2 separate regions of the Homo sapiens genome follow, and region 2 is linked to region 1. Evidence: chromatin loops called from intact Hi-C (ENCODE). Cell type or tissue: MCF 10A. All regions are shown on one strand.

Evidence for each region. Hi-C counts contacts between places; a loop is a spot of excess contacts. Peaks named below come from ENCODE experiments on the same cell type or tissue, not always from the same donor. Only the 100,000 strongest peaks of a DNase experiment are listed, where the experiment ranks them.
Region 2: a loop joins it to region 1, with 6 times the contacts of the local background. A loop is called at or near these places in 2 of 110 quality-filtered maps.

The regions. Positions count from the first base shown.
Region 1 is chr1:32,779,348-32,781,847 of GRCh38, reverse strand. YARS1 (tyrosyl-tRNA synthetase 1) reads left to right here. Exons shown (of 13, transcript NM_003680.4): 10 at 703-800; 11 at 1,570-1,763; 12 at 2,325-2,466. Among named protein-coding and RNA genes, the nearest start is that of YARS1, 37 kb to the left of the region's middle. RefSeq lists an enhancer at 925-1,094. In MCF 10A, no CTCF peak of the experiment used is centred here; a DNase peak (open chromatin) is centred at 957.
Region 2 is chr1:33,085,087-33,087,586 of GRCh38, reverse strand. All of the region lies in intron 5 of AZIN2 (antizyme inhibitor 2), which reads right to left. Among named protein-coding and RNA genes, the nearest start is that of AZIN2, 5.2 kb to the right of the region's middle. In MCF 10A, a CTCF peak has its summit at 1,048 (motif pointing right); a DNase peak (open chromatin) is centred at 1,046.

The sequences.
Region 1 (2,500 bases):
GAGTGAGACTCTATGTCTCAAAAAAAGAAAAATGATAGAAATTAGATTAGACCTATTATACCCAACCGGTATATAGGGTATCGATAGTTTCTTACACAGCTGTTGGGCAGAGCCTGCAGAGCTTAGAGAAGCTTATCTTTAGATTCTCCCAGTTTCCTTCTATGTGCATGGGCCTGGCTCTTAGTTGGCCATCCACTTGTGCGTAATGCTAAGATATTGGCATTGATAGCTTTGTGCGACCCTTCCAGAAAAAAACTCAGTAACTCAGTAAAATTTTTTTTTTTTTTTTCTAAAAGAGACAGAGTCTGGCTCTGTTGCCCAGCCTGGTCTTGAAGTCCTGGGCTTAAGCAATCCTCCCGTCTCAGCCTCCCAAAGTGCTAGAATTACAGGTGTGAGCTACCACACCTGGCCAAGACTCAGTAAATTCTATGTGGAATGCATGAATGGAAATACCTAAAGGAGGCAAAGCTACTACTGCTCCCTCCCCGCTAGTCTAATAATTGAGGGAGAGAACAGATGAAAATCAGGTATGTCATGTCTGAAAGGTTGCCAACCCAGTATTAAAGAAGTTACAACTCAGTGTTTAGACTCTGGGGATTCTACACTAAATCTTACCTAATCTCAGTGTCTTAACGTGGTGGGATCAGCAGCTGACCTGCCACAGGGAAGAATTCTACCTCATGGGGTTCTTCTCATTCCCAGAGCCAATGGCCAAAGGCCCTGCCAAGAATTCAGAACCAGAGGAGGTCATCCCATCCCGGCTGGATATCCGTGTGGGGAAAATCATCACTGTGGAGAAGGTACTCATTTTTCACCACATCTCAGAGAGGCAGATTGGGGTCAGGTTTGTCTGTTTCCATCCGGAGGAAACGTGGCCTGGAGATGGGAAGTAACATCCTGAGGTCATATTGCAAGTCAGAGTGCAGGTGTCTAATTCCAGGCATCAGGCTTTCTGTTGCGATTGTTGCCTGTGGATATTATGCAACCAAACACAGCCAGGAACTCAGCATGGGGGACGGATGTTAGTCAGAGGGAACTTGTTTATCTGTTAAATCTGGTCTGATAGACTCACCTGATCCCTATCGGCTTGCCTGGACTAGCTACAGGCCTTATCTTGGATGGGCCACTTTGCCCCCTTCAGAAAGTGGTGGAGGGAAGACTTCCTTTTTCCCAGAGACAGAAGGTTATGCACCCAGTGGCCTGGGACCATTGTTCTGGGCTTTTTTTCCCTTCGACATGGATTTGCTTCTCACTGTGTACCCCAACCACCAAAACCACCCTGAGATCAATGCTGGTGCTCCTGCATCAGATGGCTTAGAGATCCTTCCACCTCTTAACACAAGCATCTAGGTCCACTTTACTCAAATCTGGCCTCAGTTGAGAGCAGAGTATACCATCAGAGCCCATTCTCCTGTCTGCTGTCTGGGACGTGGAAAGAAAGTTAGCTCTAGGGGGTCTTTCCAGGGGCCTCTGTAAGGAGTGGATGCTCCTTTCCGGAATCCAAGAGTTCACCAGGCTGCTTCTCTAATGGACGATGATCCTCTTCCTCCTGACGTCTCTCCCTGGCAGCACCCAGATGCAGACAGCCTGTATGTAGAGAAGATTGACGTGGGGGAAGCTGAACCACGGACTGTGGTGAGCGGCCTGGTACAGTTCGTGCCCAAGGAGGAACTGCAGGACAGGCTGGTAGTGGTGCTGTGCAACCTGAAACCCCAGAAGATGAGAGGAGTCGAGTCCCAAGGCATGCTTCTGTGTGCTTCTATGTGAGTGAGGACTTGGAGTGGGGCACAGGACCTGGGGAGGCCAGGAAGAGTAGGGAATCAGCCCATATGATGTCCTTCCACACACCAGGTGGAAGCTCTGAGAACACGTGCCTCTTCCTTGCTGATGCCAAAAGTTGATGCATGAAGGACTTATCGTACAAGTACTGTTAATGAAGCATTTTACCTACAGTTAATTTTGTTAAAATAGAAATGGAGGGCTCAAACCAGTACATACCCAAGTCTTACTACTAGTAAGGAGTGGAGCAGGGATTCAAATCCCAGTTTTGATGTCTATAAAGTCCTCGCTACGTTATTTTATACTTCCTCCCCTAGAAACACAGATTTTGGTATCTTGACACACAATTTTGGTATAGCCTGGGTTAATGTAACCCTGGTGATATGCAGGGATGTAGCAAGATAAGAGGACCTCCTGGGGCTCTGGTACTGAGGATGCCCTAAATCCCATCAGGGCCCCTGTGTAAAGGCCCGGATTGCTTTGGCCTCCACAGTCACTGGAACCCATCCATAGCCTCACTCTTCTCTTGTCCTGTGTCTTCCCAGAGAAGGGATAAACCGCCAGGTTGAACCTCTGGACCCTCCGGCAGGCTCTGCTCCTGGTGAGCACGTGTTTGTGAAGGGCTATGAAAAGGGCCAACCAGATGAGGAGCTCAAGCCCAAGAAGAAAGTCTTCGAGAAGTTGCAGGTAAAAAGCTGTAATTGTTCCCTTTCTTGGCTGG
Region 2 (2,500 bases), 310 kb before region 1:
TAGGCACCTGTAATCCCAGCTGCTCAGGAGGCTGAGGCAGGAGAATCGCTTGAACCTGGGAGGCAGAGGTTGCAGTGAACTGAGATCACGCCACTGCACTCCACCCTGGGCAACAGAGCAAGACTCTGTCTCAAAAAAAAATATATATATATATGGCTGGGTGCAGTGGCTTATGCCCGTAATCCCAGCACTTTGGGAGGCCGAGGCGGGTGGATCACCTGAGGTCGGGAGTTCGAGACCAGCCTGACCAACATGGAGAAACCCCATCTCTATTAAAAATACAAAATTAGCCGGGCATCGTGGCACATGCCTGTAATCCCAGCTACTCGGAAGGCTGAGGCAGGAGAATCACTTGAACCCGGGAGGTGGAGGTTGCGGTGAGCCGAGATTGCGCCACTGCACTCCAGCCTGGGCAACAAGAGCGAAACTCTATCTCAAAAAAAAAAAAAAAATACTACATATCCACCAAAACCATCCTGGTGATTATCTATGGAGACATAAAGCTGATGTCCTAGTTTCTTTTGGGGTGAATGAATCAATGTGTTATTTGCATGTATTATTAGTTCACAATCCATGTTTAAAGTAAAGTGCTCACTGGATGTTGGTAAGTGCTCACTGGGGATGTTGGTAAGAGAAAATTCTTTGGAGTAGTGAAAGTGGAGGCTGGGAAGCAATGGCTTAAGGAAGGAGTACTGAAGGAAAGAAAAAATGGGGGCAGACAGGCAAGTGCAGACAACTTGGTTGAGTTTGGTCACGAAAAGAGAGCAAGGGATTGGGCTGGAAGAGGATGTGCTGCCCAGCAAAGGCTTTTTAAGATGGGAGGATGCTGAGGGAGACAGAGGGCAAGCGATTGGGACAGGAGAGATGATACAGTGGTCCTCGGGCAGGTGGCTGGGTAGACCAGAGTCCCCGAGCAAGCTGTGGCCCTGGCCCCCGTCCAACGCATGTCTGTCTGCACATCCAGCCCTAGCTTACGCCAGGCCCTTGGTCAGTGTCCACTAAGGCACAACGCTGTTAAGCATGGCCACCCACTACAGACGACCAGAAGAGGGCAGCCTTGGCCTTCCAAGAAAAGCTGTAAGTCGGGGAGCCACCTCTCCAGAAGCGCACCAAAGGGTCTGCATGATCCCATCACAGGGAGGGGGCTTAAGTCTCTCCTCGCCCCTGCAGTTGGCTGAGGGCATCCATCACTGGCTGAATCCCAGCTCAGCCATCCTCTCCCCAGCCACCTTGGAAAAAACAGAGTCCAAGGCAACTCAGCAGGACTCAAGCTGCCACCACCCTGATGCGGAACCTCCATCTCTCATTTCCTTATACGTTAAATGTGTCCTCACCAGGCTACGGTCAGAATCCCCATTAAAAAAAATAGTAATTACCTCACAGGGCTGTTGTGAGAATAAAATGAGATCGTGTACAGAAAACACTTGGCAAAGTACCTGACACAACAGACACACTCAGCAAAGGGCAGATGCTTCTCCAGTCCCCGCTGTCATCAAGGTCTCTCTCAGCCTTAACACCTCACTCTGCCCTTTCTTCTACAGAACCAAGCTCCTCCCCCTGGGGTTCCTGAAGCAGAAAACTCTAGGCAGTGGGGTTTGGTCCTGTTCTTCACCCTAGACCTCGGGGACTGAAAGGATCCTGCTCCTTTTCATCCCACGTGGAGGCCCAGGGCACCGCAGGAAGAAGTGGGAAACGAGGACGTCCTGGCTCTGCTACCCACAGATGGCTGACCCCATGGTTTCCTCAACTGTAGAACGGCAGTCTCTCCCACTGTGTGCCTCACAGAGCTTCGTGGAAGACATGCACAAAACGAGGTGTGCAAAGCATGAACTAGCCCAAAGATAAGAGGAAGCACCTCATCTACCATGAAAGGCATTAACATTCGGTCCCTGCTACAGGTTAACCTGCTCATTCTGACCATCCCGGCCAAGTGCACACCTCTCCCCAACCTGGAGTCGCTCCAGCCCTGTCATCCTGCCCAGGACTCCAGGAGTCCTTTCTAGAACTCTCCTCACAACATCCAGCCATATTACGCAACCATTACTAACCACCAAGAAAATAGTGCTAATGACAATATCACAAAGCAGTGCCCACTGGACTTGCTCCCACCTCAGGGCCTTTGCACCTGCTGTTCCTGCTGCCTGAAATGCCCTTTCCCTGGTTATCTACCTGGCTTGATCCCTTGGCTCTTTTGGGTCTGTATTCAAATCTCAGTGAACCATTCCCTGGCCAAACTATCTAAAAGTACAATCCTCTCTCCCAACATTCCTTACTTCCCTTTCCTGCTTTCTCTCTACAGCATTTTCCATCTAAAATACTAAATATTTTCTTTATTTCATCTTTTTTTTTTTTTTTGTAAACAAGCTCCATGAAGGAAGGGCTTTTGTTGTTTTATTTTGTTCACTGCCAAATCCCCACCTAGAATAATGCTTGGCCTCAGAAGAGATGCCCAATTAATATTTGCTGAATCAATAAATGAGATACTTTCAGCTCTACTTAG